2 separate regions of the Homo sapiens genome follow, and region 2 is linked to region 1. A link is a contact called in ENCODE Hi-C or POLR2A ChIA-PET data. All regions are on one chromosome and are shown on one strand. Each heading gives the region's core, a stretch centred on a gene start or an enhancer-like site at or near the end of the contact. The rest is flanking DNA. Distances are from core to core; before and after follow the strand shown.

Region 1 (6,152 bases), core at 2,668-5,167:
GGCTTAGTCCAGGAGGGTTCTGGGCTTCACCCAGGAAAGAATCCAAGGACGAGCCTGTGGTGTTAGACAACAGTTTTTGCTGAAGCGGCATTGCACAGCAGCAGCAGAGGTACGGCTCCTTGCAAGCTGGGCTACCCCACAGGCAGTGTGCCCAGAGTCGCTGCTCAAAGGCAGTCCTACAGTCATATTTATACCCACTTTTAATTACATGCAAATTAAGGGGCACATTGTGCAGAAATTTCTAGGAAAGGGGTGGTAACTTCTGGGTCATCGGGTTATTGCCATGGAAAGGGGTGGTAACTTCCGGGTGTTGCCATGGCAATAGTAAACTGACATGGCACACTGGTGTACGTGTCTTATGGAAAGCTACTTCCGCCTTGGACCTGTTTTACCTAATCCTCAATTTAGTCCAGTGTCCAAGCCCCACCTCTGGAGTAAGTCCCACCTCCTACCTCAAAGCTACTAGGCAAAGCCTTCCTCAGGACTTTTCCCCGGGATACCAGGAAAGACAATTGCAACCTCTGTAGACTTCATGGGACAAAACTGGCCAGTGTTCCTTCTTGACACCACATAGAGACTTCTTGCTTGAAAATCAAGCCCAGGCAACAGGGCAAAGATGGGAAGACACAGCACCAATGCCCTCATTACATTATTTGAACTCCTGGATCCAGCTGTTCCTGAAGCTGACCCCATGCCTTTGATCTCTCAGTTAAGTGAGCCAATAAATTTCCTTGATTACATTATGCTGTTTGAGCTAAATTTCTTTCCATTGTAAGCAAAAGGATCTAATAAATACTTACTGTCCCAGCAATACCATTTCTAAATAATGTATTCTAAGGAAGTAGTTAATTAAGAAAGAACTCTGTTCTATGGGGGTGAGAAATGATTTCTTATATAAGATTCTGAAAGCTCAAACCATAAAGGAGGAGATTTATGGTTTAAGACCAACAGAAAGGTAAAGATTTCAATTCAGAGATAAAATTAATAGGCAGATAATTGACTGAAGGATGACCTCAGCATATATAACAAAGAAAATTAAGCCTAGAATGTATAATGAAAAAATAGAAGGTGGTAAAAGGCTATGAAGAGTTTATTCACAGATGGAAAAAAAATAGCTAAAAACACATAATGAAATGTCCCTATTAGTAATCATAAATTAAATCAGTAAAAATGGTCACTTTGTAACTATCAGATTGGCCCACAATTTTAAACGAGATCCTATTGGGGGGTGGGGGGCAGTGCATGAGTCCCCATATACCATTAGTAGGAGTATAAACTGGCAAAGCTAATTAATGGAAATTACTCTGCACATGTAATGGTACCTAGAAATTCAACTCCAGGGTAAATACCTCCAATAAACTTGCACATCAGGCCACTAGAGTACATTTATGAGGATGTTCCTTACAGCATTGCTTATAATAGCATAAAGTTAGGAATAATCTAAAAGTCCAGCACCAGGATGGAAAGACACACGACATTCAGTTCCTGCACGTGATTGAATAAGCCCCAGAAATCAAAAGGGAGGAAGGAAGCTACACAAACCAACATAAGAAATGCTCACTACGTAATGTTGAAGGAAAATTAAGAAGTTCACATTTTAAAACACGTAAAGCAATATATATCTTTCACCAGTTACACCTGCATGTAAATAAAGGTGTAGAAAATGGAAGATAGATCGGAAGGACCACAGAAATTACTCAAAAGTAGGATCTAGGGGGAGAAATGGAGTGAGACGTGGAATGAGGGTGAAGAAGAAAAAAAAAATAATAGGAAATATTTTTTTAAATGGATTAATGAAGATAGAGTGCCCCAAGCTGGAGATAATGCCCAATCCAATCCTGTGTACCTGGGACACAAAACAAAAATGTTACAAACATTCATGACTATTGTTAGAAAAATTGTGGTGAAAGATTAGAAGCTATTTAATCAGTCAAGAATTAAGGAATCAATTCAGTAAATTATGGCACAACTATATGATGAAATAATGTGCAGCCCTTAAAAGTTATACTGCAGAAATAAATTAATCAATATAGAAAGTTATTCATAATATATTAAGTAAAAAAGCAGGTTCTGGCTGGGCAAGGTGGCTCACGCCTGTAATCCCTGCACTTTGGGAGGCCGAGGTGGGTGGATCATTTGAGGTCAGGAGTTCGAGACCAGCCTGACCAACATGGTGAAACCCCATCACCACTAAAAATACAAAAAAAAAATTAGCCAGATGTGGCGGTGGGTGCCTGTAATCCCAGCTACTCAAGAGGCTGAGGCAGGAGAATCGCTTGAACCTGGGAGGCAGAGGTTGCAGTGAGCCAGGATACTGCACTCCAGCCTGGGCGACAGAGTGAGACTCCATCCCAAAAAAAAAAAAAAAAAAAAGGTTATAAATGGCATGTGATTTATTTCCACATAACACGGGGAATACTCTGCAAGGACATTCAGAAGTCCTTAAATGCTACCTCTGATTACAAGTATTTTCCCCATGTTTTCTCCTGCTTTATCTGAATCTTCCGATATTTCAGCAATGATCACATATTACTTGTATAATAAAGCAATGCTAAGTTTCCAAGATGAGCTTTTATTTAGTAAGATGCTCTGACTTTTGTGCCAACTGTCTAGAATAACTCCTCTGCTCGTTTTTAACATATTTTAGTGGTTGCAAGTACCGGACTATTTTTGTGTCATTCTAGCCTATTAACCCCTAGATGTGTTGATTTCTAGAAAAAAAAAAAAAAACAATCAGCACCTTGGGGTATTAGTAACCTGCAGGTGCTTCCCTAGATGAAGGAAAAGCCTAAATATAGAAAATTCAACTGTGAGAATGCACTCATGCCGGTCTGTGATGTGAACGTAAGCAGGTTTTCTTCCTGTGCCCTGTGAATGGAGTGGGGCGTTTAGGCGGATGTCAGGCTACAAGGCAGCTGTCTACTCTGTGCTCACATCCCTGACTCTATTTCAGGGCCATTTGGCACCGTATGCCCACACCATCCTGTTGGAAGGAGCCCAAGGGAAAGACCACTGTGGCTAAGGGCACAAAAGCTAGTCCGTGCCAAGAACCTTCACAGCACTCTGGCTTCACAGGACATGACTTGACCCAAGCAGACAGGCTCTCTCCCCTCGGAGAACATAGCCGAGAAAAGAGCCACTTGCCCAGGACCCACGGAGACATTCCCCGGACTTACAGAAATAACTTCCCCAAAGCTAGAAGGGACGCCACTTCACATGTGTGCCCTCCTCCCAACCGAAAATTGAATCACAGCCCAGGACACGGTCTCCAGCGTGACCTTGAAATGCTTCCTTGCACATTCGTGACCTTTTTGGCAGGTTTAAATGGTTATAAGGGAAATATTTTTGTAATTTCCATTAAAGGGTTTAAGTTGAGTAGTATAATTCAGCCTTAAATATTTCACCATCATTAAAAAGAATTCTCATTTTGTACACCAAAGGGAGCTGCTCTAAGCTTGCCTTGAAACTGTCAGCTGAGTTAGGCAGAATTTTGAGCTTGTAAATGCAACTATGGAGAAAGAGTAGAAACTCATTTGGGGAGGAGAGGAGTGGGGGGAGAAGAAGGCTGATTCCAGGAAAGGAAAACAACTCAGCTGGGAGAAAGTGTGGCCTTTCAGAGGAGGCATATGACTCCATCCTACACCTAAATCACACACATCCTACATCCTAAATCACAAATCCATCGCAAAAACAAAGTGTGGTTTGAAATATATGGAGGAGCTGGGTGTCCACCAGATGTCTCATTTGGCTAAAAGAAGAGCCTCTGGAAAGGTCTTAGCTAGTTTTAATAACAAGTTCACGCTAAGAAGATGGCCACGGCTAGGAGAGGAACTGACACTGCTGATATAAGGCTGAGCAACACAAGATCTAATGAGTGCAGTGGAAATGACGGAACTTGGAAGACAGCCACCTTGGCATCCATCATAGCCAGGAAGGGAACTGTGCAAGGCCAGTGACACAGCTGATCTAAGCTGAGGAACTGTGACTTGAACAAATGTCACCAAAGAGCAATAGACCCTACTGAGCAAGGGAGCTTCAGGTTTTTTAAATGTTGACCAGGACCAGGTGAAGCACTATAGAAAACTATCCTTTTTTCTTTCTTTCTTTCTTTTTTTTTTGAGACAGGGTCCTGCTCTGTCACCCAGGCTGGAGTACAGTGACATGATCACAGCTCACTGCAACCTCCACCACCTGGGCTCCAGTGATCCTCCCACCTCAGCCTCCTGAATAGCTAGGACCACAGGTGTGTGCCACCACATCTTGCTAGTTTTTATATTTTTGGTAGAGACAAAGTTTCACCATGTTGCGCAGGTTGGTCTCGAACTCCGGAGGTCAAGCAATTCACCTGTTGGCCTCCCAAAGTGTTGGGATTACAGGCTTAAGCCACTATACCCCACCAAAAACCATCATTTATGTTGACATTGGTCAGTTAATCAATGCTCTGTGGTCATAATTTTCCCACAGCTGTTCATGACTGCATGAAATATAATCCAGGTCAGACTGTAAACCCTTCACCCTAACAATATCATAAGGTTTGGGGACCCTCCTGAGGATGTCCCCCAGATTCGGTGTTCTGCTCATCTGCTCCTCCAACCTCCCTATCAGGAAAGGCTTATCATGTGCACAGCATGCCCTGTTGGAGGGGGACAATTTCTCGTTCCTAGTGACTGCCTTACACAACTCTTTAATAATAAGAAGATCTTAAATATTTCAGAAAGCATGCAAAACTGTCTATATCCATTCCCTTTCCATTTCAGATGTGTTTATTTTGTACCTTCTTTCACCTTCGTCTTCTCCATCTCCTTCAGTGTTGGACGGAATGGTCCCCCTTTGCCAGTTACTTCACTATTCTGTAATGCAACACAACTTCATTCGTTTAATTCATTGCCACAAACATTTTTTTTGAGTGCCAACTATGTGTCTGGCGTTGAGCTAGAATCTGAACGTACAGGAATACATAAGGCAGAGGTCCCCGTTCTCAATAAACTTGTAGGACAGAGAAACTCTCCATGTGCTTAGGTGGGCTGTTGTCAGAGAGGTGGGTTTCTGAACCTCAAATGCCATTTGGCCTCCTTGAAAAATGCCCTGTTGTGGAAAGACTCTGAAACAGTCCCCATGATCCCAGCTTCCTGGTGTTGGCACCTTCCTGTGGTGCCCTCTGCTTGGGTGTGGGCAAGACCTGTCACTTGCTTCCAACTAACAGAATATGGCAAAGGTGATGGGATGTCAGTCTGTGACTACGCAACATTATATAAGGCTCTGTCTCAGCAGACCAGATCCCCAGCCAGTACACTGCCTCTTTCCATTGCCGGACATGCTTTTCGCCAGGGAAGTAAGCAACTCCACACGCAGAGGTCAAATGTCACCTCTCAATGAACCCTGTTCTGACCACCCTGATCTCGCACTCTCCCGATCTGGCACTCCCTGTCCCATTCCCTACTTTCTCTTTTTTTTTTTTTTTTTTATGAGATGGAGTTTCGCTCTTGTTGCCCAGACTGGAGTGCCATGGTGCACTCTTGGCTCACCACAACCTCCGCCTCCTGGGTTCAAACGATTCTCCTGCCTCAGCCTCCTGAGTAGCTGTGATTACAGGCATGCGCCACAACGCCCGGCTAATATTTTTTGTATTTTTTTAGTAGAGATGGGGTTTCACCATGTTGGTCAGGCTGCTCTCAAACTCCTGACCTCAGGTGATCCACCTGCCTCGGCCTCCCAAAGTGCTGGGATTGCAGGCATGAGCCACTGCGCCCGGCCCCATTCCCTAGTTTCAACACATGTCATCAGCTGACACACCGATGTTTTACACATGTATTTGTTTATTGTCCGCCTCTCCTAAACAGAGTGCTAATCCCATGAGGGCGAGGACTTGGACTTGTTTACTCACATTTCCCCAGAAATGTTGTTGAGTGCATTCCATAACTATTTACTAAATTACTAGGTTAATTAATTGATTAATTGATATTATTACTATTATCTTGCCCTTCAATGGAGCCAGTTGTCATCTTAGTCTTTAGACTATAGCTTCTTGAGGGCAGAGACTCTATGTGAAAAATTTCACATTCCCTAAATACTTAGCAGGTTGATGAATGAATGAATGAGCAAATGAACAAACAAATGGTCTAGGGACCAGAGGCAAATAGCACATTAGAAGT
Region 2 (6,152 bases), core at 2,133-4,632, 35 kb after region 1:
CAACCTCTGCCTCCCAGTTCAAATGATTCTCCTGCCTCAGCCTCCCAAGTAGCTGGGATTACAAGCATGCACCACCATGCCCGGCTAATTTTTGTATTTTTAGTAGAGACAAGGTTTTACCATGTTGGCCAGGCTGGCCGCAAACTCTTGACCTCAAGTGAACCACCCACCTCAGCCTCCCAAAGTGCTGGGATTACAGGCATGAGATATCGTGCCCCGCCCCTACTGCAATTTTTTTATTTTTATTTTTTAATTTATTTAGTTTTTGAGACAGGGTCTCTGTTGCACAGGCTGGAGTGCAGTAGTGAGATCTCAGCTCACTGCAACCTCCGCCTCCTGGGTTCAAGCAATTCTCCCATCTTAGCCTCCTGAGTAGCTGGGATTATAGGTGCACACCACCATGCCTGGCTCATTTTGTATTTTTTTGTAGAGACAGAGTTTCACCATTGCCCAAACTGGTCTCGAACTCCTGAGCTCAAGGGATCCACCCACCTCAGCCTTCCAAAGTACTGGGATTAACAGCATGAGCCACCGCGCCTGGCTCTTCCTGCAATCTTAAAACCAGAATAAACTCTAGTTGTAATAATGTAGCCACCAGTCGCCTGGAGCTCTTTACAGTTAAATTAATTTAAATTAAATAATGGTAAAAACTCATATTCAGTTGCATTAGTCACAATTCAAGTGCTCAAGAGCCACATGGGGCTGGTGGCTGCCATATTGGACAACACAGAACATTTCCATCAACACAGGAGGTTCTACTGAATGAAGCTGCTTTGGACTGTTCAAAGATTTAAATGTAAAAGTGAACATTATTATTATTATTATTATTATTATTATTATTATTATTACTGAGACAGAGTCTCGCTCTGTCACCAGGCTGGAGTGCAGTGGCGTGATCTCAGCTCCCTACAACTTCTGCCTCCTGGGTTCAAGTGATTCTCCTGCCTCAGCCTCCCGAGTAGCTGGGACTACAGGCACGCGCCACCACGCCCAGCTAATTTTTGTATTTTTAGTAGAGACAGTGTTTCACCATGTTGGCCAGGCTGGTCTCAAACTCCTGACCTCATGATTCACCAGCCTTGGCCTCCCAAAGTGCTGGAATTACAGGCGTGAGCCACCGTGCCTGGCCTAAAAATATATCTTATTAAAGCACTAGAAGAAAACAAAACATGGATTTTTAAATCTTGGAATGGAGATAAATCAATGCAAAACCTAAAAACCAATGCAAGAACTTAAAAAACAGAGAACAATTGTTCAAATTGCTAAATAAAAATTTAAAATTTCCTCTTTGTGAAAAATAATCTAATAAACAGGCTTCAAATGGTAAAACAAACAAACAAAAAAACCAGATTTATAATCTACAAGCAGAAAAAGAGCTAATTTCCTTAATAAAATAATATAGAAGGACAAAAACCCAAGAGGAAAAAAATGTGTCAAGAACAGGGCATTTCACTGAACCAAAAAGATATAAATGGCCAACAAATACATTAAAGGATGTTTAACCTCAGAATTGAGAAAATGCAAATTAAATAATGATAGTATCATCATTAAATAATGGAAGAGGCCACTTTTCAACTATCATTGGGAAAATTAAACAGTTTGCATGCATCATTTGCTAGAATGTGGAAAATCTGGTAGGTTCACACATTGATGGTAGAAGAATAAACTACAGCAGTTTATTCAGTTTGCCAGCAGAAATCAACATTTTAAGTGCATGTTACCTTTGACCTAGTATTTCCATCATTAAAAATTTACCAGGCTGGGCACAGTGGCTCACACAGGTAATCCCAGCACTCTGGGAGACTCAGGCTGGCCTCTCACTATGTTGCCCAGGCTGGTCTCGAACACCTGGCCTCAGCTCCGTCAGGAGTACGAGACCAGCCTGGGCAACATAGTGAGACCCAATCTCTACCAAAAATACAAAAATAAGCCGGGTTTGGTGGTACGTGCCTGTGGTCCCAGTTACTCAGTAGGCTAAGGAGGAAGGATTGCTTAAGCCCAGGATGTGGAGGCTGTAGTGAATCATGATTATGCCATCATATTTCAGCCTGGGTGACAGAGCCAGACCCTGTCTTAAAAAAAAAAAAATTCCCTACAAATATACTTTGAAATGTGCACAAAGTTATGTGCACAAAATGCTCACTTGCAGCTGCATTTGTTATTTTAAAAAAAGAAAAATCCCTGAAATGTCTATTAAATAAATTATGTCTATGTAAATAAATTATGCTACAGCTATAAGTAAGATACTATGCACCCATTAAAAATATATGTGTTGGCCAGGCACAGTGGCTCACACCTGTAATCCCAACACTTTGGGGGGCCAAGGCGGACGGATCACGAGGTCAGGAGATTGAGACCAGCCTGGTCAACATGGTGAAACCTCGTCTCTACTAAAAATACAAAAATTAGCTGGGCATGGTGGCTCATGCCTGTAATCCTAGCTACTCGGGAAGCCAGGCAAGAGAACCAGGGAATCGGAGGTTGCAGTAAGCCGAGATCACGCCATTGCACTCCAGCTTGGTGACAGAGTAAGACTCCATCTCAAAAAAAAAAAAAAAAAAAAAAGTGTTGCAATGAGGTGACTATAGTCAATAATAATTTCGTTGTATATTTTAGAATAAGAGTATAATTGGATTATTTATGATACAGAGGATAAATGCTTGAGGGGATGGATACGTCATTCTCCAGAATGTGATTATTACACATTACATGCCTGTATCTAAACATCCCATGTACCCCATAAATATATACACCTACCATGTACCCACAAAAATAAAAAATTTAAAGTATATATGTGCTGATAAGATCCCCAAGATATATAATTAAGTGAAAAGCGTAGGGCTAGAACAAAGCGCAGTATGATCCTAACTTGGTCCTGTTTTGTTTTTAAGGTATACAGAATATTCATACAGATTTTGCTCATATGCAAACAAGATAGACCCGAGGATACGTAGGAATTTGCCAATAATTACTCCCAGTGAGTAGAACTGGTGGGTGGGGATATAGTTTTGTTTCTTTCTTTAGATCATTTTGTGTTTTTTGGGGTGTTTTTTTTGCCATATATTCATTTGTTTACATTGAAAATAAAACAGACTCAAAAGTAAATAAAGGTGCTGTATCAATGGAGAATATTCACCACTTCCTGTGTAAATTTAATTCCGAAGGACAGCGTGCACCTGAGTAATGTAGATAAAAAGACCCTGTGAGTCTAGGGGCTGTCAGATGGACTCTGCCCCGGCACACACGGAAGCAGGAGATGCTCCTGCCCGTCACTGGGAAGGGAAGTGGAGGCAGTCCCGTTCCTGATGTCTCAATGTCAAAAATGGCCAGGCTGAGCATAACCTCCCTCCTGCTACCCGATACTCAGCTCAGCTTGAGGACTCAGCTCTGACTCAGAGAAGGATCTGGTTCCAGGGAATTTTGTCATGAGAAGCAAATCATGTGACACCCCAGTGTGAGAAATGGCTGGCCAGTGTAAAGCTGTGGAAAATTGAAGTTAGTCTTGGCTCCAGGCTTTATGGAGGTTTTTCTATTAACCAGAGGTGAGCTCAGGTGCGAGGTTAATGGAAAGGTGCAGAGAAGGCTGTCGGGGGACTGCGGTGACGGTTTACACTGCTGTGTAGGATGCAGTTCCTGTAACAAGTGGATATTCTCTTCTATTATAAAATACAGCCCCATGGGACTGTGGCATCAAAGGCCTCTTGTGGGTCTGGAAACTCTTAGCTGGAGGAGAAAAACAGGCTCTGCTCAGGATGCAGGCTGACAAGCATAAGCCTTGTTTTGTTCTCTGTAGAAACAATGAAACTTCAAGCATAAGGAAAAATTGCTTAAATTCCTAACATCCCACCACCCTAAGTTAATTAATTGGCATATTTTCTTCCTATCTTCCTATGCATGGGTGCATGTTTTTCATATTTCTAATTAAAATACTCACAAGTTGTAGCATTTTGCCTTTTTAAACTATATACTATAAAATCTATTTTCAGCAGGGTGTGGTGGCTCACGCTTGTAATCCCAGCACTTTGGGAGGCCAAGGCAGGTGGATCACTTGAGGCTGGGAGTTCGAGACCAGCCTGGCCAACGTGGTGAAACCCCATCTATACTAAAAATACAAAATTTAGCTGGGCGTGGTGGCGGGTGCCTGTAATCTCAGCTAATCGGGAGGCTGAGGCAGGAGAATCACTTGAACCTGGAGATAGAGGTTGCAGTGAGTGGAGATCATGCCATTGCACTCCAGCCTGGATGACAAGAGCGAAACTGCATCTAATATATATATATATATATATATATATATATATATATATATATATATATATATATTTTCCATATCTCTGTATAACCTTACTACTTGCGGTCTTACTGTACCACATTTTACCAAGTTGACACACAGTTCCCTATTGTTGGATAGTTATATATTGTTAAATACTTTTGATTTGATGACCTACAAGATATCATTCCAGGGAGCATTTTCAATGTACGCAGTTTTTTCCTCCTGTTAAATTGCTTCCTAAAAATACTCAGGACTGGAACGACAAGGCCAAAGGCATAACCATTTTTGCAACATGTTGCCACATTGCTTTCCAGCTGGGTTATAATGGTGTTCTGTGCCTATGAGTTGCTGGGAGGAATTGCTCAGACAAGAATAGAGCCAGGAAGCCAGGAAGACAGTAGCTATTTTGGTCAGTTGGGGCTGCTATAACAAAATACTATAGACTTAAGAAACTGAAATTTATTTCTCACAGTTCTGGAGGCTGGAAGTCCAAGATCAGGGTGCCAGCATGATTGGGTTCTGCTGAGGGCTGTGTTCTTAGTTTGCAGATGACCACTTTCTTGCTATGTCTTCGCATGGCATTTTCTTGGTTGGTGCACTCAGAAAGACAGAGAGAACAAGATCTTCCATAAGGCCACCAACCCTATCAGATTAGGACCACATTCTTAGAACGACATTTAACCTTAAGTACTTCCTGAAAGCCTTATCTCCAAATACAATCAGATTGGGGGTTAGCATTTCAACATATGCATTGGGGTGGTGGAACACAATTCAGTCCATAGCAGTAGCCCTGCCCACCAGGGAAGCTCTTGGACCATCTGAGCCCAGCTTGTCCATGGACATACCACTCCACCAGCCTCTTCTCTGCAGAAAAGCCTATATGATGTGAGAAGAGGGAACACGAGCTCTACACCTTTAACAGAGTTTTGGGGGAAGTCATTAAAACAGAGAGGTGGGCAAGTTTGATTTCCATGTTGAGACCAGCAGACTGATTCCAACCTTGTTTGTTTGTAATTGACAATCACTGGATATGAGCTCAGCTGAAGCACACTGAGAATGAGGCGGTGGCATTCTAGACCTAAATCTGCCACTTAACAATCACCTGTCAGGTTCCTGCACCTCCAGTCTGCTCAGATCTTAGGGTGACCTGACACCACCACCAGGACCTTGCCAGCTTCCCCAGGATCCTGGAGCAGCATAATGAGGATGGGCTTGTTTGCTTTAGAGAATCTCTAAGAGCATCATTGGCCTCCTGACGTTGCCAGCACCTTGGAGACAGGTGATGCAATAGCTGAGCATTGGAGCAAGCTTCACAAAGTTTGGCTTCCATTGCATCACCTGTTCCAAACTGCCCCCAGGTCAGTCCTCATCCCCTTCTATCGCCATGACCAAACAGTCCACGACTGGCCAGGGGCTCTCTGTTTTGAGGCAAGATGGAAAAAAGATGGTCTCCCTGCCAATATGCCCCTCACCCACGTCTTATGCTCTGCAGTGCTGGACAGTTCCCAGTGGGTGTACACTTTGGCCATAGGGATTCCTCCAGGGAGCAAAAATGGTACCCATGAGACCAGAACTGGTGGGTGAAGCTGCTTGAACAAGCAGGGCAAGACTAGGAACCCTGCTCTGACCCAACCTGCACACTTGTACCCTGGGAGGCTGGAGCCGGGGAGCATTGGCCCTCACTCTCCCACTCAGCCCCAGCACTCCTTCCATCCAAACTAAAAGGTCCACATCCAGGTCCAGTGCATGTGCAAGTCATGTAGATTTTATGCATTTCCTATAGAAAGAAAAGAATGCCATATAGTGGTTTAAAAAAGACCACGTGCCATATAGTAAAATTTAATGAAGCTTCCCATTAGTCATATTGTTTCTGTCTCTAGGT

Evidence for each region. A loop is a pair of places that touch in the nucleus more often than their neighbours do. ChIA-PET counts read pairs that join two places held with the same protein, here RNA polymerase II (POLR2A).
Region 2: a map of psoas muscle shows a loop between it and region 1 (5-fold over the local background). The contact joins two enhancer-like sites. A Hi-C loop is called at or near these places in 1 of 168 maps with a recorded cell type or tissue (psoas muscle) and 1 of 37 single-sample maps with no recorded cell type. POLR2A ChIA-PET finds 5 or more read pairs at or near these places in 2 of 52 experiments (IMR-90 and WTC11).

What each region holds. Positions count from the first base shown.
Region 1 is chr2:235,430,239-235,436,390 of GRCh38, forward strand. No RefSeq gene overlaps it. Among named protein-coding and RNA genes, the nearest start is that of AGAP1, 61 kb to the right of the region's middle. Within about 2 kb of position 3,918, at least 13 of the 41 ENCODE cell types and tissues checked have a DNase peak (open chromatin) inside an H3K27ac peak, as active enhancers do.
Region 2 is chr2:235,465,794-235,471,945 of GRCh38, forward strand. No RefSeq gene overlaps it. Among named protein-coding and RNA genes, the nearest start is that of AGAP1, 25 kb to the right of the region's middle. Within about 2 kb of position 3,383, at least 6 of the 41 ENCODE cell types and tissues checked have a DNase peak (open chromatin) inside an H3K27ac peak, as active enhancers do.